Linked DNA regions of Homo sapiens: regions 2 and 3 are each linked to region 1. A link is a loop called in an ENCODE intact Hi-C map of the cell type or tissue named here. Cell type or tissue: B cell. All regions are shown on one strand.

Region 1 (8,000 bases):
GTAGCAACAAGTGATGCTTAGAGAGTCACTGCCCAGAGGATAAGGCTTCCTAAGGACTTCCTCCATTTGCCCTGTTTCCCTGGAGATGATCTGCTCAGCTATCAACCTACACTTACTACTGGCAGTTAAGATGATTCACCCTGTCTGGATTCTTGCTCCTCGGGAGCAAGGGAAAGATGTTTTACTGTTATGCAGAGATCTTTCAGTGAAGTATCAAAAATGGTTTATTATGAAGTTAAATAATTTATCTAGTCTTTTTATTTAGGGAAGAAAAACCCCAAATATTAGAGTTCACAGCAACCTTTCACTCTGAACTAGATCTCCTTCACAACATTTGTTCATGTTTAAACAACACAATGAAAGAAACCTGCAAAAGCTATCAAATGTTTACAGTCAAATTCTGTGATTAGCAGCAATAGAGTAAAAGAATGCCAATACACAAGTGGCAAAGAAGATAAAAGCACACACTTTAGTCGTGTTTTTTATTTTAGTATTAACCCCAAGTAACTATAAGCTCTAATATTATCGTTGAATCTCTGACCCTCTTGAGTACAGACAGCAGCTATCAAATACTAGGCCACAATAAATGGTGGTGAATTGAACAGAACTGAGTATGAATGGGTGGAGGTTCAGCATGACACAGCTACTCACAGGGAATAGACTCTAACACTTAGCATCAAAGAACATGACTGCCACTTTCCTTGAGGATGTATTAACAGGATACCAGGTTCGTTAACATCCATGGCCAGAAACTTCCCTTTTCCAAGTTCTGTGATTCAACAGCAACACTTAAGGCACTTTGAGACTGACTGAGTGGGGTGGGAAGTCCCTGGAGTTTTCCATGCGGGTGTTACATGATAACAGACACGTTTTTAAAGCATCACTATGCCTACAGTGTAGGAAAATAGAACAAAGGGCAAACATGGATACAGGAAGACAATTGAGGTTTCAGAGATGAGAAACAAGGATGGCTTGTGTAGGGTGTGGACACAAAGGATTTGGCTCATGGATTTGGCGTGTGTTAGCAACAGGTGTAGAGTGAAGGATAACTTATTGGTTTGGGCCCAAGTGAATAAAAAAATGGAATATTGATATTTGGAAAACTTGTCGGTAGCAGAAGTCAAGAATTCACTTAAGATAATTTGGAAATATCTATTAGGTATTTAAGCTAGGCCGGGTGCAGTAGCTCATACCTGTACTCCCAGCACTTTAGTGGAGACCAAGGAGGGTGGATTGCTTGAGCTCAGGAGTTTGAGACCAGCCTGCCAACATAGCAAAACCCCATCTACCAAAAACACAAATATCAGTTGGATGTGGTGGCACATGCCTGTAGTCCCAGCTACTTGGGAGGCTGAGGTGGGAGGATCACGGGAGGCTGAGAAGTTGAGGCTGCAGTGAGCCGTGATGGCACCACTGTGCTCCAGCCTGACTGGCAGAGAGGCCTTGTCTCAAGATAAATACATAAATACAGAAAGATATTGAAGCTATATGTAAAGTCAATTGTACTTCAGATTAGAGTTCTGAACATAAAGCATACATTTAATAATCAGAGTACGAAGAGCATTTAAAAACAGGTTTTTTGAGAGTTTTCTTAAGAGAAAGCTTGAGACTGAGATCTGAGGCAGCTGGCGTCACATGAAAAATTAGAAAGATAGGGTTTTATGAGGTTAGAAGAAATCTAAGACAAAGTGTTTAAAGAAAGTAAAAGCAACTGCAACAAGTGCAGTCTATGGTTGAAATAAGTGAGATTTGGTTACTGTATTTAGCAACATGAAAGGTTACTTGTAACCTTAGTGACCATTTTTAATGGAGATATGCTTAGAGATGATTCAGGGTAAAATCAAGGGGGAGGAAGTGGATAAGGTAAGTTGAGTATGAATTTTTAGATTTTTTTGTAAAGGAAATGGAGTATAACTAGAAAAACGTGATACCAATGTGTTTGATGTTAATGGTGCTGTCATGTGATATTGAGTATGAAGTTCAAAGGAATAATTCAGTACAAAAAGAAAATCGATATATGAGAAATGGAGGAAAGTTTCAGAAAGATGGCCTTTGAGAGTGGCCGAAAGCACAGAAACCAGTTTAGAAGTGGAGAGTTTGAACTTTTGTAAGAGCATGGCCAACTCAGTGACAATAGCAGGAGGTCAGGCAGAGCGTGTGTTATAACTAAGATCCCTTCCGATGGTTTGTATCTTCTCGGTGCAGTTAGAATCAATGAGAGCGTCTATGAGTAAAGATCAGGGTGGTCCCGTCAAAAGTTTGAGAGGAGAAGAGAATCATCTTGGAGAAGAGGTAAGTTAATAAGCTAGTAGAGACATCTGGGTTGTAGGACAACCTTCGGACTCCCCCTCCTTTGCATTGAATTTATGAATTTAGCACAGCACATTTGTCAGACGATTCATGATGTGTGTTCGGGATGGTGGCCAGAAAATAGTAGGCACTCAATATGTTAACTAGAATTATGTTAAAAACAAGGACAAAATAACAGCAGCAACTGCTGTTACTACTACAAACTTATTCCTTTGTGAATAAAGTGTGTCATATTTATGCTTTTCCAAGGCATATAATTTGCAGTATGTAATAGATGTTCAGTAGCTGTTTATTTCAATAAATTTGTCTCTTTGGGCAATTAAAAGTTGTATAGGCAGAATTCTTCATGGTGTGGAGTTTCTTGTATAATATGGCATGATTTTGCATTATAAGGTGACACTGTCACTTCATTTCAAAATGTTAATTATTTACGTTTAGAAGTTAAATTCCACCCTACTCCTAAAACATTCTCTCTGTAATCTTGGCTTTGGTGGTGGCTTCTCTGGTGATGGGTTCCCATTTAGCGTGGGAAAATGTCCCTGCTCTGAGTGTCCTAGTTGTAGTTGGCACCAAGAGGAGATGGGCACACAGATTTCACTAAAATACTGTGTGATACCAGCATATATGCCCAGCAACAGATTGTTCAGATGTTGAACAGCTTTTTATAAGGTTTTTTCCCCATGAATATTTAACTGTTCTTTAATTATTTCCACCCCATCTGCCAATTTCAAAGGCAATTTAAGGGTGATAAGGCCATATGCTTGGAGCTTGAACCCCCTGGAGTCTGAATATTAGCCTATTTCTTTCTGGGCTGTGTGCCCTGAGCATGTTACCTAACCTCTCTGTGCCATAGTTTACTATCTTGCTCAGAGTCTATCATAGTTGAAGAATGAGGAAGAGGCTTCTTAGAGCAGATATTTTCTAAGCCTACAACTGTTGCTCCTTCAGGCCATGGGGGCTCTGCCTGAGTGATCTAGCCAAGCCGTCTTCTGTGGGTTCCCTGGGCAAAGCTCTCATCAGGAGTTCCTTGATTCGTTGAATAGCTTCTACCTCAGGTACTGCACTGAGACATTTGCGATTGCGTCTAAGATGGTTATATATCTCCCCACTTTCTCTTGGCTTGCTGATCTATCTGTACAGGAAGAAGAAATCTATACATGAATATGAAGTCCCAAGTGATTGTTACTATGGGACACCATGACATCCTCCTCCTGACACCTTGTGGCCAGTTAGTAATATGACATTATCCTAAAACAACACCATGTGTTCTCTATTCTTTAAAACTGCATGTATCATTAGGAGAATAAAAAAAAAAAAATGAATAATATCGGTACCTTTGGACTGATGGTGACATCATTTTTGTTATTAAACATTTTCTGCATTTTAGCAGTTATTTTTACTCTGTAATCCCTCCAGAATCAATTGGAAAAAATACAATGAATTGTATAAAAACCTTGAATCTATGATTATTTATTGCCAAATAATTTGCCAAAAAGTTTGTTTCTCCATATATATTTCTGTAATTATAGATAGAATTTAATAGCTTTAAATATTATAGTTAATATCCCTCACTTTATTTGGTAAAACTTGAAAAGTTACTGAATTTGCTACAACATAGAGGAAAGAAGTCTTTGCTTGGGGATATTTAATTCCAGCCACTTTGTAATTTTAGGGAGTGAATTGAATCACCACTTAATGACGCAGGCAACAGCAGGGCTTCTAAGAAAATCACATTATAAATCAGCGTTAATCTCTTCTTATACTATGAAATATAACACTAGAAATGCCATGCAAAACTCATTATTAATCATCTCAAGAAAACAGTTGTGAAACCATTCATGAAATAACCCCGCACCCCATCAAGAAACGGAACATAACCAGCACTCCAGGGCGCTCTTGTTTGATCACCGCACATGCCCCAGGGCAAAAACAGGCATTATTCTAAATGTCTCTAACTTTCATTTGAACTATTAGACATGCAAAAATGTGCAAAATTAGCACAATGAGCTTCCAATGTGGCCGTCACTCAATTTCTCTTAATGCTGACATTATTTTGAAACAGTTTTGCTCTTGCTGCCCACGCTGGAGTGCAATGGCATGATCTCAGCTCAGTGTAACCTCCCCTCCTGGGTTCAAGTGATTCTCCTGCCACAGCCTCTCAAGTAGCTGGGATTACAGGCACCCACCACCATGCCTGGCTAATTTTTTGTATTTTTAGTAGAGACAGGGTTTCACCATATTGGCCAGGCTGGTCTTGAACTCTTCTGTCTGCTCAATTGCACACTGATAATGTTGATGACAAGCTTCTTTCCAGGAGCAGAAGAAAGACCGGATGAGACAAATCATTCCTCCACCTACCCAGGGACTTCTGCATAATTGACTCTTCCTTGGCTCCTTCTATCTCTTCAGACATTCACCTTATCCTGTGTAAAATGTACATTTACTGGGCACTAACTGAAGTCTCACAGAAACGTAACCATTGACCTTACCACCAACCCGCCCGTCTTCCTATATGCCTTCCCCCACCTTAAGAAAATATATACGTACTGAGTGTTCTAAAAACCTCTTTGGAAAAATGGCCATGGGTGTGTCTGTGGCTTATTTTTCTAGACATACTCTAATATTGGCTTAATGAAACTTGACTGAGCAATTCTCACTCATTTCAGTTAAGTTTCTAACATTTCTTTAGTTGGGCCTTGACAGCGAAGAATATTGGTCAGTTATTTTGCCAAATGAATTTCATAGTAATTATTCCCTGGATTTCTTCTTGCATGACTGGATAAATATTCCTAAATACTACAGTTTAATTTTTACTATTCATTGAAAATTATATAAATTGTATACCCTGTCGATGAAAAGTCAAACCCTGTATTTTAAGATTTATTCTGAGCCAAATGAGTGACCAATGGCCCATGGAACCACCCTCAGAAGATCCTGAGAAACACGGGTCTGAGGTGGCCGGACAACTTGGTGTTACGCATTTTAGGGAGACATAAGACATCAGTCAACATGTATAAGATGTACAGTGGTTTGACCTGGAAACACACAACAATTGGAAGCAGGAGTTTCTAAGTCAGAGGCAGATTCAAAGATTTTCTGATTGGCAATTAGCTGAAAGAGTTGTTTATCAGTAGAAAGAAATGTCTGGTTATGGTAAGGGTTTGTGGAGACCAAGACTTGATCTTGTAGATGAGGCCTCCAACAAGCAGGCTTCAGAGAGAAGATTGTAAATGTTTTTTAATTAGACTTAAGTCTTAAAGAATCTGTTCTATCAGTAATTCCAAAAGGGAGGGAGGGTATCCTGAGGCATGTCAAGCTCTTCCTTCCTATCATGGCCTGAACTAGTTTATCAGGTTAACTTTGGAATGCCTTTGCTGAGACGAGGGCCCTATTCAGATGGTTGAGGGAGGCTTAGAATTTTACTTTTGGTTTAAAACCCTTTAGTATTTAGCCGGAATTTTAGGAAGGGGACCCTGATTTTTGTAGTGAGAAGAACCCATATTAGTGCCCATGGACATAAACATACACAAACAACAAATAAGCAATTCAAGATCTGATAAAAAGATAATGACATTGAAAGATGCTTCTGAACCCTATGTCTGAGGCCACCAAACAATCCAAGCAAAATCATTCTTGTGACCTGGTTACAAAGATGTGCATTTCAAATACCAGTAAAGAGAAAAGACACAAAAATGGGAAGATTAAAAGAATTTTTAAAAAGAAAACAGATTCCTTATTAGCCTTTCCATCAGAATGAGCTTATTTCCAGAGTCCCAGCCATTAATGAAGAGCCTAGAGTAGTTATGAACAAAATTTGACTTCACCTCTCAAAACCTGACTTGGTGAACAAGGTCCCAAAACTAGCTGCCATCAGTGATATGCAGAAGAGCAAGTGCAGAGGGCAAGCTGGGCTACAAGAGGACTCTAAGGGGCACAAGCAGGTTGTGTGGTTCAGTCTCCTGTGAGCATGCTCTGAGAGGCAGATAGGTCTAAAGAGCAGAGATGGAAGATTGACACTGATAGAATACCATGTCAGAAGTCAGAGTCACAATCACTTTGGTGACTGAGTGGGGACAGGACAGGTTTTGAGGGTTGGTAATCATTCTTGACCAGCTGGGTCAAGAAAGAGATTGAGCTCCTGGTCTCTAGCAATCCTCCCACCTCAGCCTCCCCAGTAGCTAGGAGATATATGTATTTGTATATACATATATATGGGTGTGTGTGTATATATACATATATATGTATACATGAAAGAAAACTGACTAATCTCTATATATATGTGTATGTGTGTGTGTATATATATATATGTATATAGAATCTCCTTCTGATAAATATCCTGTTGAAACTGTGACTCCCTCAGGAATTCTCGGTGCCGTCTTCACAGCCCTCCCTCTTCTGCAGCCCCTGCTCTGCCGCTTCCATCCAGGCTGCTTGCCCCAGAGATGGGCTGCGCTGCACGGGGCTCCTCCTGAGATGCTGCCTCTTCCCCATGACCCTCTGGATTCTTGATTGTCTGTGTACCACGTCTTCTACTTTAAAACCTCCCCATTGTGGAGCATGTCTTTCAACAGGTTTATAAACAAAGTACGTGGGAGGAAATTTTTTAAAGGCCTTGCATGTTTGAAAATGACTTTTTTTATCCTCCCACTTTGACAGTAGATCTGGCCAGGTGTCAATGTGTAGGTTGAAAAAAGCTTTCCCTCATGAATATGAGGATGTCCCTCCTCCATTGTCTTCTAACATTCAGTATTTCTCCTGGGAGTTCCATGCTCTCAATTTTAGTTGTGTTGTCGTCCCCTGGAGGCTTCAGGCTCTCCTTTGGCAGTCGTGTTAAACATTCATAATGTCTTCATAAGGGCTCTTTTTAACAATTATGTTGGGCAATTGATGAACCTTTTAATCTTGAAACGTGTCTTTCAATTCCAGAATTTTTGCTCTGAAACATGACTGAAATATGTGCTTTCCTTCCATCTAAAACATTCTTTTCCTCTGGAATTTTTATTACTTGATTTGCCTCCTGACTCACAAACTGGATCTCTTCTTCTACCTTCTTTTGCATCTGTCTTGTCCTACTTTACAGTCTACACTGCCATAATCTAAATGTTCAAGAACTCTTAAAAATTTCTCCAATGCTCTGTTTAAAACACCCTGTTCTAGTTTAATATCTGTTTGTATGTTCTTATCTGTCATAGCAGATTAGTCAGTTATCTTTTATAGAAAGAGTTTCTCTAATTACTGCATACTGTATTTCTTCTTATTTTCACTGATTTGTGTGATTTCTGCCTTTTATTTTAGAAGCTTTCCTCAAGTTTTGTAATCCCTGTCTCTCTCCTAATGTTAGTCTCTGGATAAGGACAAGCCTTAACGAGTAGGAGTCACTAAACTATGATGTAAATGACTTATTTTGGAAACCTCAAATGTCAGTATTCCTAGGTATTTTCTTTGGTATGGTCTGCTTCCTCTGCAAATCTTTCTGGGGGCTGCCAGCATTCTGAGAACCCACGTTGGGGAAACGTGCTGGTGTGCTTCACAATGTAGGGTGCAGACTTCCCACTTACACCCACGCAATGTCTGTTTTCCAATCCCAGAGCCCTTTGGGTACACCACCACCTCCCAAGTTAGTGTCGCGTCAGGTCGGGGAGGAAGGGTTGTCTAACTAAAGTGCGTGTATAACAGTTTTTATACAAACT
Region 2 (8,000 bases), 220 kb after region 1:
AATTTCTTTGTGACCAAAAGCGGGGAAAGATTGGATTATATTTTTAGTTTCTAAGGCTTTCTTTGGGGAGAAAAAGAAGCAGGTGAAAAGAGGGAAGGCGAAGATCACAGAGAGAGATTCAGTTTTCTGAGGCCTAAAAAACCACAACATCATAACTATGGAGTTATGAACCAGAAACCCTAGCCAAAAAACCAATATTGTAATCATATGACTCCCTCCCTTTTTGCTTCATCTTTTGATGAAAGCACAGCCACAGTGACCACAGAGTCCCCCATTTACCATATGCATGGGAAGGAGTCGACTGTCAAAAGACACCTCCTGACACCCTTTGAGGACCCTTGAACCTCCCCAAGGCCCTCTTCAGAGCTCCAGTCACATCCTTGTTTCTAAGGCTGTAGATGAGGGGGTTCAGCATGGGTGTGAGAATGGTGTAAAACACAGAGAGGACTTTGTCCTGGGCTGGCTTGTGGTAAGAATGTGGCAGCATGTAGGTGTACATGGCAGCCCCGTAGAACAAGGACACCACAGTCATGTGGGATGAGCAAGTGGCAAATGCCTTCTTCCTGCCCTCCACTGAGCTCATGCACTGAACTGTAGTCAGGATTCGGGCATAGGAAGCAAGGACTACAGAGAAAGGAATCAGCAGCATCAAAACACAGCACACATACATCACTGTCTCGTAGAGGGCTGTGTCTGCACATGCCAACTTCAGGACTGCTGGTGCCTCACAGAAGAAGTGGTTAATCTCCCGGGAATTGCAGAAGGGAAAGCTCATGGTGATGGGGGTTAGGAGGAAGCCATCCAAAGAGCCCCCAAACCAGGAACCTGCTATAATCATCCAACAGACCCGGCGGCTCATGAGGACAGGGTATCTCAGAGGGTTGCAAATGGCCACATAGCGGTCATAGGCCATGAGGCCCAGCAGGAAGAATTCAGCTCCCACAAGGGTAAGGTAGAGGAAGTGTTGAGCTGTGCACCCCACAAAGGAAATGGTCCTTTGATCCAGCAGGTAATTAACCAGCATCTTAGGCACAATAGTGGAAATATACATCATGTCAATTAAGGAAAGGTGGCTGAGGAGGAAGTACATGGGTGTATGAAGGCGCAAATCTGTTTGGATCAGGAAGATCATAACCCCATTGGCCATCAGTGCGGTGAAGAAGATGATAGAGATGATGGCAAAAATAAGACCTGAGGTTTCCTTTCTGTTGAACAGCCCCATGAAAGTGAAGTCTGTAGAGGATGTGTTGTACTCTTCCATTGATCCTACAGTTGTGCCGATATAAGGTAATATCTTCCAAATAAGATGATAGCATTCCCAGGGCAGTAAAATAACAACATGTGAATTAATTGTTAGGCAGCAAACTTTTAAAAGTGGGAAGAAAACATTTAAAAAATAGTATTCTTGCCACATTGAGACTGATATCTAGCATTTACTCTATTCCAGAAGGTTTTTAAATAAAATTGGTCATTATTAATCAATAATTGCTTAAATACATTGGAGAAGATGAGGTCAGCAGATGATACTGTATTACGATGATGTGCATAACAATGCCTAAGGTTGCATACCATGCTACACAGCAGTTACGCATACCATGGTCCGGTGTATGCGTGTGTGTATTACCTTAGATGCATTTAAATTTGTATTATTATTTAATGTGTCTTTGTATGGTTGGCATCACCACTACTTTCAAAACATCTTTGGTGCTGGCTGTGAGTAGCTCATGTCTTCCATTTAGCTACAAGTACGGGTTATCTACCATTTGGGTCACAAGTCACTGTCTACATCATGAGAGTATACTTGGTGTTAGTTTATCCATGTCCCAGACAAATTATAAGGGATGAAATAAAAAGGGCAACAGAAACTCAACGGAAACTACTCTTGCAAATTTAGACATAAAAATTATTCTCAATACAAGAGGCATTCAGTGTTGTAGAATTTTATTTATTTTCAATTTTAAGATGATGAGGAATTAGCATTAGGATTATGATTAGCATGACCATTAGAAATCAGTATTAGCAATTAATATTCAGAGGAAATACCACAGGGACGTAAACATTGAGCTATAATTCACTGATTATTTTTGGAAATTAGAATTTTTCATAGTTCTTCATAATTAAGAAAAACTGAGTGTGTTTTATACAATTTCAGGTTACAATAAAGAAACAAATATCCACAACAAACTTCATGGAAGTAAAGGATGATTTTTCACATTGTTTAAGGCTAAAAGTGTCCCAAGAAAGACATTTTACCAACATATTTGGGAGTAAAATTGATCAAACTAGTCTAGTGCTCCTCTAAATATTCTAAAAATATTAGCATTTGAGTCAATTGCCCAGAAAAAGAAGTTGCTATTGAGAATAATGATGATGACATCGTGGAGTTTATTTTGCAAAGTGTCATGCTAAGAAGTACTTTGTAACTATTGACTCCCTGATCTTCACAATAAAACTAAGAAGTGAGGAGCTATAAAAGCCCCTCTCACCAATGACAGCATTGAGGGTAACGTGTTGGTGGTCACGGGGTCTGTTAGTGCCAGGAGTGTTTGGACTAGATAGTCTCAATTCATTATATATTCATACACATGGCATTGTGTATATAGGAAGCTTTATATGGGAATAGCAGCTAGACATTTACTGTAATTAGCAAATAAAATGTACCAAGCATGTGAACCTGCTAAATTGTTAACAATGTAATAACTAATGTGACTAATGAAAATTAGTCATACTTGAGAGTAGATCACATAAATTATTATAATCAGGATTGCTGTTTTATGGATATAAACTATGTGTACAGATATACACACATATATAAAAATGTACACATAGATACATCATATGTATATTTTATATATATATATAATGTATATTTTGCTAATTCAGAATATTTGGTGTCAGGTTTTATACATTTTTATGATACTATGTACAATGTCATCATTACTTACAACCTCCCTCATTTTACTTTTTTTAGGTTTCATTAATGGAACCTATAAAAATATATTTCTAAAGGGAAACTCCTCTCCAGTTTATGTCGCAGCCTAAATATTAGCAGTATTTCAGCTACTTCCACACTTCCTACATTTTCGGTTTGACTTTTATCATGCGATAAGACACCAGAAACAGAGGGAAAATCATGTGCTGCTTCACAAAGTCAAACAGTGGTCTCTGCTGTCTGTTCACCCTTACTCCCATTTTATACACACACACACACACGTATATGTAATAGCACAGGGACATACATATTGAGGTATAACTCACCGATGATTTTTGGAAATTGGAATTTTTCCGTAGCTCTGGCAATTAAGAAAAACTGAGGGACTGTTTTATACAATTTCAGGTTACAGTAAAATCCACAACAAACTTCAAGAATATAAAGGATGATCTTTTATCCATTATATATATATATATAAGTATATACATTCATAATTTCCTCCCATAGATTTATATATGTATATATGTAACTCTTCTGTGGTTCTAGCTTTTTCTATGGCCAGCTAGCCCTGCAAACCTAGCAATGCAAAGGGAAATTCTAAAGTCTACTCCATTTTGCAGCCAAGTGGCCTTACTTTTCCTATCTGCATACAAAAGATCTAATTTATCAGAGAACAAGCCCTCCTCAAAGTAAATTATGATTTTAAGTAAAATGTTTTGTTAAATTTATTATCTGCTCTCTCACTAGAGTGAGCACAATAAGTAACTATACTTGTTGAATATCTCCTGGGCATAGATCATACAGCTTTGCTATGGTTTAGTACACATAAAAATAATCAGAAAATGTTTGGAATGATTCTGTGACTTTATATAGGCATTTGTTTCTGAAATGATGAAGGCAACATACAGTAAAACAAAATTTAGAATTAAATGAATTGAGTTCTTCCTCTGGTCACGACATTAATTAATTCTGTGACCTTGGATTATCTTCCTAAACACCCTGAGCCTCAGTATCTGCTTATATTAATTGATATAATAAACATTCAGGGTTACTTTAAGAATCAAATAAGAAATTTATAGTTACAGGTGCAAATATTTTATACAATACCAAGTAAAATGTAAGATATCTGCAAATTATTTCAAAACTATTGGTAAATGGGTGCAAATTCTCAATCTCTCATTTAAGCAATCTACATATTCAACTAAAATCTATGAATTTAAATTGCAAATACCTCCTGATCTTCAGAAAAGGTCTGTAAACCCAGGTGCTCCCAGTGAAGTTACATCAGCAGTTAAAGTCTATCTTTTCCCCCAAGTATCCTTTGACTTGAAAGGATTGTTACTTAGTAGAAATTCTCAGAAAAAACTGTGCATTTCAATTAAGCTTGCAGAACATCTAAATGCCTTTGAAGAGCAGAAGTATGCTTGGCCTGCAAATTTTGAGAAAATTATTTTTAAAAAGTTAGTGGATAAAATAGACATAATTTTATTGGATAAAATTGTCTTTTAGGCCTACCTAAACTATTTTTTATTGCATAATACCGTACACCAAGAGATAAATCAATGCATTTATGTTATCCTGACATTTGTAAATATTCTGTACTATTTTATAAGGCGTGCATGTTGGTTGAGTAGGGATGGCCGCAAATATTTTCCTCCCACATCACTACAGTTTGAAGGTAGGACACAATGCTTGCCCAGGACTGTGATGATCTCCAAGCCCATCCTTTAAATCAAGTGACAAGATAATTCCTAACTTGTAAGTTGCAGCCTTTGCTTGCTTCCCTATGACCACTGGTGAAGTTTCTGCCAAAGAAAAGAGCAAGCTCCATGCTCCTTCAATGCAGCAGCCTTGTTAGGAAGCTCTGCATTAGCTTAAATTAAAGCTGCTTCATGCAGGATTCTTCCTTGCCTTCTGAATCTGCTTGGAACCAGTTTTCTCTCTTTGCAACATTCAACATTTCATAATGTGAATATGACTACAAGGTTTTCTGTCCTCCTTCTCTATACCGGTCACACTTCTCCAGTTATTTTATGCATTCATGTATGAATTTTTTTCCAAAGTGCTCAACTTCCAGGTATTTACTGGGGATAGCTTTTGCAATGTCTATTTTAGAATATAATACCTCAATTTCAACAGATTACTGTAGGTGTGGTTTTTCCTGTACAGAATACACTGGCAATATTACTTTTCTGTTGTTATCGCAGACACATTGAGTCATTACATACACATTCAAACTTACAGTTACCTTTTCACATGAGAAGTTCTCAAGACAGGTCAATACAGTGCTGTGCAATTTTGAGACTAAATACAAAAATATATGTTCCTAGTTTTTCTCCGTGTTCCTAAATTCTGTTTAGTATTTCAAAAAGTTGGAATCATTAAGAATGAACTCATATTGAAATAATAATCATACAATTATTAGATAATAAAGCACTAATGTACTCTGACAATTTTAGAGTAACTTAGAACCACATTCTTCAACCCACACACACCTCCTACAAGACCCATAAAGAGACTACACACTAGAATAAACCCCTCTACTAGAGAGACCTGTTATTTCTGATGAGAGTTTATTTTATGCTTGGTGTGATGGACACTAAAAAAATGCCTGTGAATCACTGGCAAAGTGGATCTGAGAAATCCAGGTGTCTGCACATTCTTTGAAATCATTGTGGAAAAAAGGATTTTTAAAATGCTTGCACGTTTGACAGTCAGGCAACGAGTCTATGTTGGAAATTAGAATGCCTGTAGGAGTCTGCCTTACGTCAGCTCTGTGTCTTTAATGCAAGCATCTTCAACTCTCCAATCATCAGTGTTCTTATCTGTAAAACGAGGGGAAGGAGATAAAGACAATGCACTGTTCAGAGATTCAGGAAGCCTGGTTCATAGTCTGTACTTTAGAAACTAGGAGTAAGTACAGGTTTTTCCTTTAGATCTTTTGTGCCTTTCGAACAGTATTGTCCTTATCCTATCTAATTCATAAGACTAAAGTTTGCTTAAATTATTTTTTTAAGAAAAGCAGCAAACATTTAAGAAAAGATTCTTTGCACTGTTACACTCAATGGCATCCTTCTACCTGAGATTTACAACACTCACTCCATGTAATTCCCACAGATAATCAGACAGGCACTCTTTTTCTCAATGCACTTGCATTTGGCATGGAGGGAATGGGACAGTCATTCCTCATTATACTTGTGCCTGAGATTTCCAGCCCAGGAGTTGCAGACAACTCTGCCTCAACTTTCTTAGATCCAGTTTACGTAAATCTTGTTTATGTCATATAAAGAACGTAAATTCAGTCAGACCACAATGAAATGTTCTGGCAACCCGGTCATTTGCATATGCACCAAATATTTAAAGTGCTACTATGAGGAGGAGTCAGTCTAGGTGCTCATCAGCATTTGACTTCTTACCTGTGAAATTCCTGCATAATTCCAAAAGACCTGGATTTTCATTAAGGGAATAGGAAGAGTGGAACAAACAAAGTGAGTCTAAGTACAGCAGAAGCTCCTAGATGATCCATTTTAATTGCCTAATTTTACTGAGGGATGTTGCATCATTTAGACAAAACCTTAACTATTAAATCCAATTATTTAATTTTCAAAGAGCTTCATAAAGTAATGTATTCATGTGTTCTATATGTTCTCACATTTCTCATATCTCCTCTCATCCATGCAATCTGAATGCCACCCACTCAAAACAGCATGTGACACACATCACTAAGTAGACATCAAGGAATACAATATACATAATTTTCATAAAAATTATCCAAATATCTAATTTTATTCCAAACTGTATTCCAACAAAAGATGATTATCTGTCACTTACAGAGAGCTGAATCTGTCAGGATAGCCATTCAGAGTAGTAGATAGAGAAGGTTATGTATAATTTAGTAAATCAAAAACTTACTGGCAAACTACAACAACTTTATGTAACTAAACAAGCGATGAAGAACTAAGACTTTTTAGAAGGTTGAAGGTGATATTTTGCTAGAAGGAAAAATGATTAGATTTAGTAGACTTAAATTCTCATCTAACTTATACCAAGAAGAAAACACACAAAGCAATTCATAGTCATTGGTACCCACAACAGGAAATCCTTCAACATCTAGGCCATCTGGATGCCAAAGTGCTGTCAGCATGTTACCCTGAAGATCCAGTATGCATAGATTTCTAATTTGGATTTATGAACTTGGCATGACTGAAGGTATCCTTAGCAACTGATGATGGAGTTAGGACAAAGAGAGACATGCAACAAGTTTATTAGGAGCTATTTTTGTAATATAACTCTGCAGAAGGAAGTATTATTAAGCCAAACAAATAAATGCCACCTTAGAAATCCTTGAAACAATTTGCATTGCCAGGACAAATTGCATAAATTCTCCAGCCTTCTAGAAACATGTAATAATGTCTATTTCTTATCTTTACAGGGAAATATTTAGCAACTAAACAGGTCTGAAAAACTAAAAATGCAGGAAGAAAGCAGCAGACCAGTAAAGAGTGCCGAATTATTCTGGGTGTTCTGCTTTTGAGATCCCTGGAGCGACAAGGGAGCGCCCAGATTGAAAAGAGGCATGAGTTTAAATAGTTTTCTTTGAGGGACATGGAATGAAGTGCTCTGGGAAAGAGCAAGTTTCTTCCTTTTGGATCTCAGGAGACTTTAATGAGACGGACTTATTACAGCTAATGAGAAGTGTATTGATGGGGTGGAAAACAGTGAACATTTAAGTGACATGGGCTTTGAGAACATGTTTCAACTCCTGTGCTTCAAAGTGTAAAACTGATTTCCTGAGTGTTTCATCAGAAAGTTCTGCCAGCAGCTCTTCCTCACAGAGAAATGTGGGAACAAATGTGGAAAGCCATTAAAAAGATAAAAAGTAGCTTTATTTCTATTATATTTTAATAACATAACATCTGTTATGTTTGTTGGTAGTTTAATAATTATTATTTTATTTGAGCATAAAGGTAACGCATACCCATCGGGAAAAACATAATACCAGATAGGGTTATCGAAAACACATCATAGAGATGATTATCCTTACAAAATTGCATTTATACTGTATGTG
Region 3 (8,000 bases), 65 kb before region 1:
TTAGTGTGTGTTGAATGAATGAAGGGTCCCTTCTACCTATGAGCTCAAGAGTGTTAGAATTCTTCCTGTTACCCAACTGCTGTTTTGATGGCTTACTTTCTGGCAGCTGCAGAAGCTCTAATTCTTTTTGGAAGCAACCTAAATATCCATCAAGGGATAAATGGATAAAGAAAATGTGATATCTACCTAAGATGAAATATTACTCAGCCTTAAAAAAGGCCTTTTCTGCATCTATTGAGATAATCATGTGGTTTTTGTCATTGGTTCTGTTTATGTGATGGATTGTGTTTATTGATTTGCATGTGTTGTACCAGCCTTGCATCCCAGGGATGAAGCCTACTTGATCGTGATGGATAATCTTTTTGATGTGCTGCTGGATTCAGTTTGCCAGTATTTTATTGAGGATTTTCACATCAGTGTTCATCAGCGATATTGGTGTGAAATTTTCTTTCTTTTTTTTTTTTTGGTTGTGTCTCTGCCAGGTTATGGTATCAGGGTGATGCTGGCCTCATAAAATGAGTTAGGGAACAGTTCCTCTTTTTCTGTTGTTTGGAATAGTTTCAAAAGGAACTGTACCAGCTAGTCTTTGTACCTCTGTGAATCCGTCTGTTCCTGGGCTTTTTTTTTTTTTTTTTTTTTTTGGTTGGTAGACCATTAATTACTGCCTGGATTTCAGAACTTGTTACTGGTCTATTGAGGGATTCGACTTCTTCCTGGTATAGTCTTGGGAGGGTGTATGTGTCCAGGAATTTATCCGTTTCTTCTAGATTTTCTAGTTTATTTTCATAGAGATGTTTATAGTATTCTCTGATGGTAGTTTATATTTGTGTTGGATCAGTGGTGATATCCCCTTTACCATTTTTTATTATGTCTATTTGATTCTTCTCTCTTTGCTTCTTTATTAGCCTAGCTTGGTGGTCTATCTATTTTGTTAGTCTTTTCAAAAAACCAGCTCCTGATTTCATTGTTTTTTTGAAGGCTTCTTTGTTTCTCTATTTCCTTCAGTTCTACTCTGATTTTAGTTATTTCTTGTCTTCTGCTAGCTTTCGAATTTATTTGCTCTTGCTTCTCTAGTTCTTTTAATTTTGATGTTAGGGTGTCGATTTTAGATCTTTCCTGCTTTCTGATGTGGCCATGTAATGCTATAAATTTCCCTCTAAACACTGCTTTAGCTGTGTCCCGGAAATTCTGGTGTGTTGTGTCTTTGTTCTCATTGGTTTCAAATATCTTATTTATTTCTGCCTTAATTTTGTTAGTTACCTAGTAGTCATTCAGGAGCAGGTTGTTCAGTTTCCATGTAGTTGTGTGGTGCTGAGTGAGTTTCTTAATCCTGAGTTCTAATTTGGTGCACTGTGGTCTGAAAGACTGTTTGTTATGATTTCCATTGTTTTGCCTTTGCTGAGGAATGTTTTAGTTCCAATTATGTGGTCAACTTTAGAATAAGTGCTATGTGGTGCTGAGAAGAATGTATATTCTGTTGATTTGAGGTAGAGAGTTCTGTAGACGTCTATTAGGTTTGCTTGGTCCAGAGCTGAGTTCAAGTCCTGAATAGGCCTGTTAATTTTCTGTCTCATTGGTAAAGTTTTTCTTTTAACTATTTGGTGTTAGAAGTAAGATTTGAAGGATACCCAGTGGCCCCCCGGAACAAGGAATGCCCAAGTGTAGATACCCACTAGGGCCCATTGCTCTCACGCTGCAACTGAAGATTATGGGTAAATTTCCTCTTGGATTCAAACTCTGCAAATTTATGTTTTGAGCTCTAACTTTGTTTGAGCAATTTGTTGACTGGACTGGGTTCAGAATTGGAATGGATCTGGTAAAGAAACCAGACTGGGTCCAGTAGGAGGCCTCTGGTAGGTAAGGTTCCTGGAAGACAGCATATCATGTGTTTTTTGAATCCAAGGGCTCTAGAACTCTTCCATGTGGGACTGCAGCATATTTTATGTATAAGAACCATGGACCCAGAACATGTGTTTTTCTAGAAAAATGAGTGAACCTGACCAAAGGTAATTTTAAGTTACAAAGGCCACAGTGGGGAGACTTTTTACAAAGGACAAAGAGGTGCATGCCTTTATAATACGCCAGCTATGGGGACTGAGAAGACCTCCTTGTAGCTATTTTGAACCCCAGAGGAGTTGCCTCAAAAGTAAAGGACCGCGTGTCCCAAGAAGTTTACCTGTATTTTAAATAGTCAGGCCTTTGCATAAGAAATTTTTCATTTCTATACCAGTCATCTGATGGACCTGGCCTGTCTACCTACTAGAGAAAGCCCCCAAGGGCTACACTCCCTGGGCAATAATCAACCAATCCCCCAGAGAAAAAAAATGGAAGTTTCAAATCAAATGTGGAAGTCCCCATACCTGAAGCTATCTGACTGACAGTTGAATCATATTTAGAAAAACATTTGTAAGAATGAGTCTTTTCTGTTTTCTCTCTTTAATCCTGCTTCTCCCATGGGAACCCTGCAGTCAACTGAAACACCTCTTATGAAACTTCCCGCTAAACACATACTCTGCCAATTCTTTCTTGTTGTCATGATCTTTGCTATGCCCCAAACTCTTTCTGGTGGGTGGGGGGAAATATTATTCAGTCTTGCAATCTTGAAAACAAAACAGGAGAGAAAAGTTGTACCAGTCTGTGATTATAGAGCAAGATTAGAAGTAACCATGGTGAGTCAGGCACACAAAATATTTGTTCTAGTCTTCAGTGGGTTCCACCCACTTAGTATTTTAGTTAAAAGACAGAAGGTGGGTTGGAAAACCACTGATTTAGCAGAATAAATCTCCAAAATACAACTTTTTGGCAGAAAAACTATTTTCACCTGCTTATTTTGAGGACTCTTTGTAAGAGAAATTTACATCCCTAAAGGGAATCTCCATTTGTAAGAAGGTCTACCTCTCTGGACAGAGAACACTGGAAACTCTGATAAGGAAGAAAGCGTTGGCTTAAATCTACAGAAGCCTTGCCTTTAAAGTGCTTTTCCTAGCTGTCTTGCCCTAACTGGGTCTTTACATCTTTCTTTCTTGGTTTGGGCAAATTAAAGCATTTAAGCTGGAAGTCCAAGCTCTGTGCTTTTGAGATATAAATTTTCTACACAGTCTTCTCTAGAGTTTAATAGGTATCTATTTAAAATGCAAGTTTAGGGTAGATAACTCATCAGAAGTAGAAGTAAGAAAAATAGATATTTGGAAACTGAGCAAATAAAAAAACATTAATGATCTTTTTCACAAATATTAGTAAGAAGCTTTAGCCATTTAAGTGGCATTAGCCAAAAACAATTTAGATCCAGATATTCTTTAATAAATTAGTGAGATTTGTATTATTGTACCTGGCACATGGCTAAAAATTTGTAATGTTTCTGTTACATGTCTATCTATATCTGGATGTATGTACATATGTGCAATATTTTTCTACTGCCTTATAGTATTGCCAAAATTAAATAACACCATGTTCAAACAAGACGGATGTCTAGCTGTAGGCAAGCAGGTGATTTTTCTACTTTGCTCCTATGTCTGGCCCATAAAAGCTTGTTCACACTGCTGGGCAGAGCTCTCTGAATTTCTTCTGATCTGTAGTGCGATCTGATAATGAATCATTCTTTGATCAAATAAAGTCTGCTAAGTTTAATTTGTCTTAAGTTTTTATATTAAGACTCACTTTCCTCATTTGAAAAATGAAATGATAAAATATATATCTCCTAAATTTCTGCCAGATTTTTCTATTCACTTCTAATTTTCAAATGATCGTATTTAGTGAGATCTACCCATCCTCTTGGTCTGTGACTGGTTGTGGAACAAATAGATTTGGAGGAAGATGAGAAGCATGATGATTGTCTCCATTAAGCCAATAATTTTCTGAGAGTCTATGTGCAATACAGAAACAGGCTGCTGTAACTGCAAAGTAAACTGAGTATACGCACTTAACTGCTCTCATGTGGCATACTGACTAGGCATAGTGATGAAGTAAAACAATTTATTATTTTCTGAGTACTTAAATGTCTGGGTTTTGTACTTTATCGAAGATTATTTTATGAAATGTGAAAATATAAATCCTTTACTTTTTTCACTGTTTACTCTCCTCACTCTCTTAATGAAAATCTCTATATCTCATGCTCATCACTTCCTCACGGACTCTGAGTTCAGTTGGCACCTACTCCATATTCTGCTTTCTGTTTCAGCAGGTAATTTACAATTTAACCCAGAGGAGGCAGCATCCTCCTGAGACCAGCGTCCCCCAGGCTTCCTTCTGGAAGCCAATCTCCTCCAGACTGTGGCGGCCCAGTCTCTATGGGAAACTAACAGAGAAGATTGTCTCCTTGATATATTATACATCAGGTTTTCTCTATCACTGAGTTTGCATGTTAAATTGGGTCACTTCTTCTGGTGAGACACAGAGGAAAACTTCAGAACTGTTTCTTTATCATCATTGGTCCAGACAGTGAATACATATTGAGAAGCTACATGTTATTTAATCAAGGTATTGCTGGTCTTGTATTTCTCAGATATTTACCCAATAAGGAAATTGAATTTGTCTACATGAGATTTATGTAAGCAATCATTTCAAATTTTTTATGAGAAAAAAATCAAGACATGTTTGCTTAAAGTGATTTAATTGTTCTCTTAGTAATTATGTTTCATATTTTTTTCCAATGAAACAAGCAAACAAAATAGTGCATTCAGTTTGCTTGAATTTTTATCATTTTAATCAGTTTTGGAGAGATCTATTTTTAGTTTGAGACTAGAGTGGAAGCAGCTCATGGTGCAGTGTGTATTGGTTTTGTTCCTCAGTGTTGCTCTTTTGCTTGATATAAGTGGGATAAAGGGCAGCTCTTCAGCATCAGGCCACTCAGAGAAAACTACACTGAAGTAAAAAGGCTTCATATAGATTAGATACAAATGCTCTCAGAGGTGGGGCAGCAGAGGCCATCTTGTTGAGTGTAGTTTTACATTTCAGTAAATTGAAATTAAAATGTATTTGTAGGTTCCCCAACTTAAAACAGCTGTGTCAGAACATGACAAGAATTCAGGTCTCTTTTAATCTTATTACTCATCATACCACATGTGTGAATTTAAAATAGACAGACTTGGAAGCAGGAAATCTTTATACATATTTAATTCAATATGCTTTACGGTTAAAAATAATATATTCAAAATTTTCAACTTATATCTATCAATGATGCACATATGTATATGAAAATGTATTGTGTCTTTTTAACCAATGTGTTAACTACTAAGTTTTTGTTAATAAATGCACATCAATTTGCCTAATATTTTGAATAGGTGTATTGTATATATGCTTATATATCATAATGATAATATGTTTGCATCCCTATAGATTTGTTTTGTATGTCCTCAATTTCAAATTGTAGACAATTTTCAAGGAAAATATTAATTTAATAACTTTTCAATAAACAGTAACTATATATACACACTATATGTACACAAATATATACACAACTATATATACATATATATGTATGTATACATATACACAACTATACATATATATGTATATATATACTATACATGTATATTTATATGTATATATATACACGAACTATATATGCACTATATATACACAACTATATATAAATTATATGATGCTTTTCCTTTAGCAGTGCAGAAATGTGAGTGTTAGAATCAAGGAAAGAGCATTATTATTTTCTCATTCTCTAGATAATACATTACAAGGAATTGGCCACGTGGCAGTTTTGTAGAATTTTACATCTACCGATAGCAAGCTAACCCGGGAGATAGTATACTCCTGTACACTGCTGATTCTGCTGGAAGGGTGGGTAACCTTTTGCCTTGTTTTATGGGACAGCTGCAATTCTTGGTTGTTTGGTTGAGATATTTTAAATACAAACCAATTAACAACCATTTTATTACTTGTTTCATTGAGTTCTATTAAAAAGTCAGAACAAAAACCCAGTTTTAAAAGTTACTCTGCATTGTTAAATAGTATTATAATGGATGTCAAAATATGCAGAATGTAATCACCTGAGTCCCCATTACTTTTTTATTAATGTTTAATCATATTTTTTGAGATTATTACTTTAATATGTGAGGTATTTTATTTAATCTATAATGTCAAAGAAAACAGTGGAAAAAAGAGAGCTTTTTTCACTGAATTTTACAAGCAATTTAAATATATAAAATATAAAAGCAATTTATAACACACAAAAGTATTTCAGTTGCTTCTTTGACATTAATGTATAAATAATATTAAAAATATGAAATATCCAAAATCTAGAAAGAGTATAACAAATGATTTTTAAGAACGAGCACTTAGGCTTATCATTTATTCATATTTTTGTTTGCTTTAATGATCTTAACTGTTAAAATATTACAGATATAATTACTGTTCAATGTTTTCAACTTATTTTTTCCCTCCGCTACCCCATTTATTGGCATTTGTATTCATTCCAGTAACTGTTTTATACAAGCTTATCTGTGTGTGTGTGTATATATATATATATATATATGTATGTGTGTGTATTTATAAATAATGCACTGCACAATTTGAATGTTTAAATGCATATGACTGGGAACATATTTTGTGTAATAGTTTGTGGGGTTTTTTCAAAACTATGTTGAAATGTTCAATATTGATGTAGAGTATCCCATTCAGTTTAACTTCTAGAGAGTGTTCCATTCTGGGATAAAGTAGGGTATGTTATCCATTTTCCTAGTGATGGTAATTAGGGGTTTAAACGTCATGGAGCAAACATCCTCACATATGTCATTTTTTAAAACTCAAGTGTACATTTGTGAGAAGGAGCATTGCTGCATCAAACTTGCGCATCTTCAGTTGTGTTCAAAATTTCCAGTTGACCCTCCAAAGTAGGTAGGCTGCTTACACAGCAAACTAAGCAGCAGCAAAGAGCTTCGTCCCTTCACATGTTTGTCGAGACTTTACTTGCCAGACATATGTTTTCTAAAGCAATGGACACAAAATAGCATCATGTTAAAGTTTTAATTTGCATTTCCATAACTAGTAAAGTTGAACACATTTTGAATTGTTATTGGGTCATTAGCTTTCCAGTTTTCTGAGCCCTTGTTCATATACTTTGCTCATTGTTTATGCTAATGTGTTTTTATAGTTTGTCGTTTATCAGGGATAGTGCTCCTTTGTCATTTTCATTGTAAATATGTATTGCTCGTCACTTGACTTTGTGTGACAGTACAATTCTTTTTGTTTTTCCTTTTTGAGATGGAGTTATGCCCTTATTGCCCAGGCTGGAGTGCAGTGGCACGATCTTGGCTCACTGCCACCTCCACCTCCCAGGTTCAAGCGAGTCTCCTGCTCCAACCTCCTGAGTAGCTGGGATTACAGGCATGTGCCACCACGCTCAGCTATTTTGTATTTTCAGTAGAGACGGGATTTCAGCATGTTGGTCAGGCTGGTCTCGAACTCCTCACCTCAGGTGATCCACCTACCTCAACCTCCGAAAGTGCTGGGATTACAGGAGTTCGCCACCGCGCTTTGCCAAGAGTGCAATTCTTTTCAATTACTTGTTTTAATGATACAATGAAATGCTTCAAAGTGACTGTATCATTTATAGCATTTGGACAAAAGATTATCTTCAAATTTTTTCATTAAACATAGGTTCTACCTGTCCTATAAAAAATAACATTTCACATTATCTTTAAAATTTGTCATAAAACATAGGTTCTACCTGTCTTATAAATAACATTTCACATTTGCCTGGTAGCAAGGGATAGCATTTATGTGCTTAATAGAGTTTATCATTAATGAAATAAGGCAACTAAACCTTAGATGATCAGTAACCTGATTTTAAAATCACTTGTTTAAAGTTGGCTCTAGTTTGAAAAAAATTAATAAGTTGTTTTTAGTGAGAATATTTGAGTCATGTGAACAGGATCTAACACACATGACTTTGATGCAGAAAAACTAATTTTAAACATATAGATAATACCAGTGAAAATAAACAAAATATGATAAACAATATATAGAAAAAAGTTATTTTTGTGAGCTTA

Evidence for each region. Peaks named below come from ENCODE experiments on the same cell type or tissue, not always from the same donor. Only the 100,000 strongest peaks of a DNase experiment are listed, where the experiment ranks them.
Region 2: it touches region 1 in a loop (9-fold over the local background); 6 of 110 quality-filtered maps call a loop at or near these places.
Region 3: it touches region 1 in a loop (16-fold over the local background); 18 of 110 quality-filtered maps call a loop at or near these places.

The regions. Positions count from the first base shown.
Region 1 is chr1:248,618,199-248,626,198 of GRCh38, reverse strand. It overlaps OR2T11 (olfactory receptor family 2 subfamily T member 11), which reads left to right. Exons shown (of 2, transcript NM_001001964.2): 2 at 1-2,642. The coding sequence ends at 21. Among named protein-coding and RNA genes, the nearest start is that of OR2T11, 13 kb to the left of the region's middle. In B cell, CTCF peaks have their summits at 3,336, 3,536 (motif pointing left), 6,887 and 7,087; DNase peaks (open chromatin) are centred at 3,408 and 7,098; H3K27ac peaks cover 642 bases.
Region 2 is chr1:248,399,409-248,407,408 of GRCh38, reverse strand. It overlaps OR2T1 (olfactory receptor family 2 subfamily T member 1), which reads right to left and starts at 4,361. Exons shown (of 2, transcript NM_030904.2): 1 at 4,164-4,361; 2 at 1-1,294. The coding sequence starts at 1,261. The coding sequence ends at 305. RefSeq lists a silencer at 6,955-7,155. In B cell, CTCF peaks have their summits at 3,166 and 3,522; a DNase peak (open chromatin) is centred at 3,198.
Region 3 is chr1:248,683,242-248,691,241 of GRCh38, reverse strand. OR14I1 (olfactory receptor family 14 subfamily I member 1) reads left to right here. Exons shown (of 5, transcript NM_001004734.4): 4 at 5,676-5,790. Among named protein-coding and RNA genes, the nearest start is that of OR14I1, 16 kb to the left of the region's middle. RefSeq lists enhancers at 2,587-2,636, 4,255-4,454. In B cell, a CTCF peak has its summit at 4,202; a DNase peak (open chromatin) is centred at 4,201.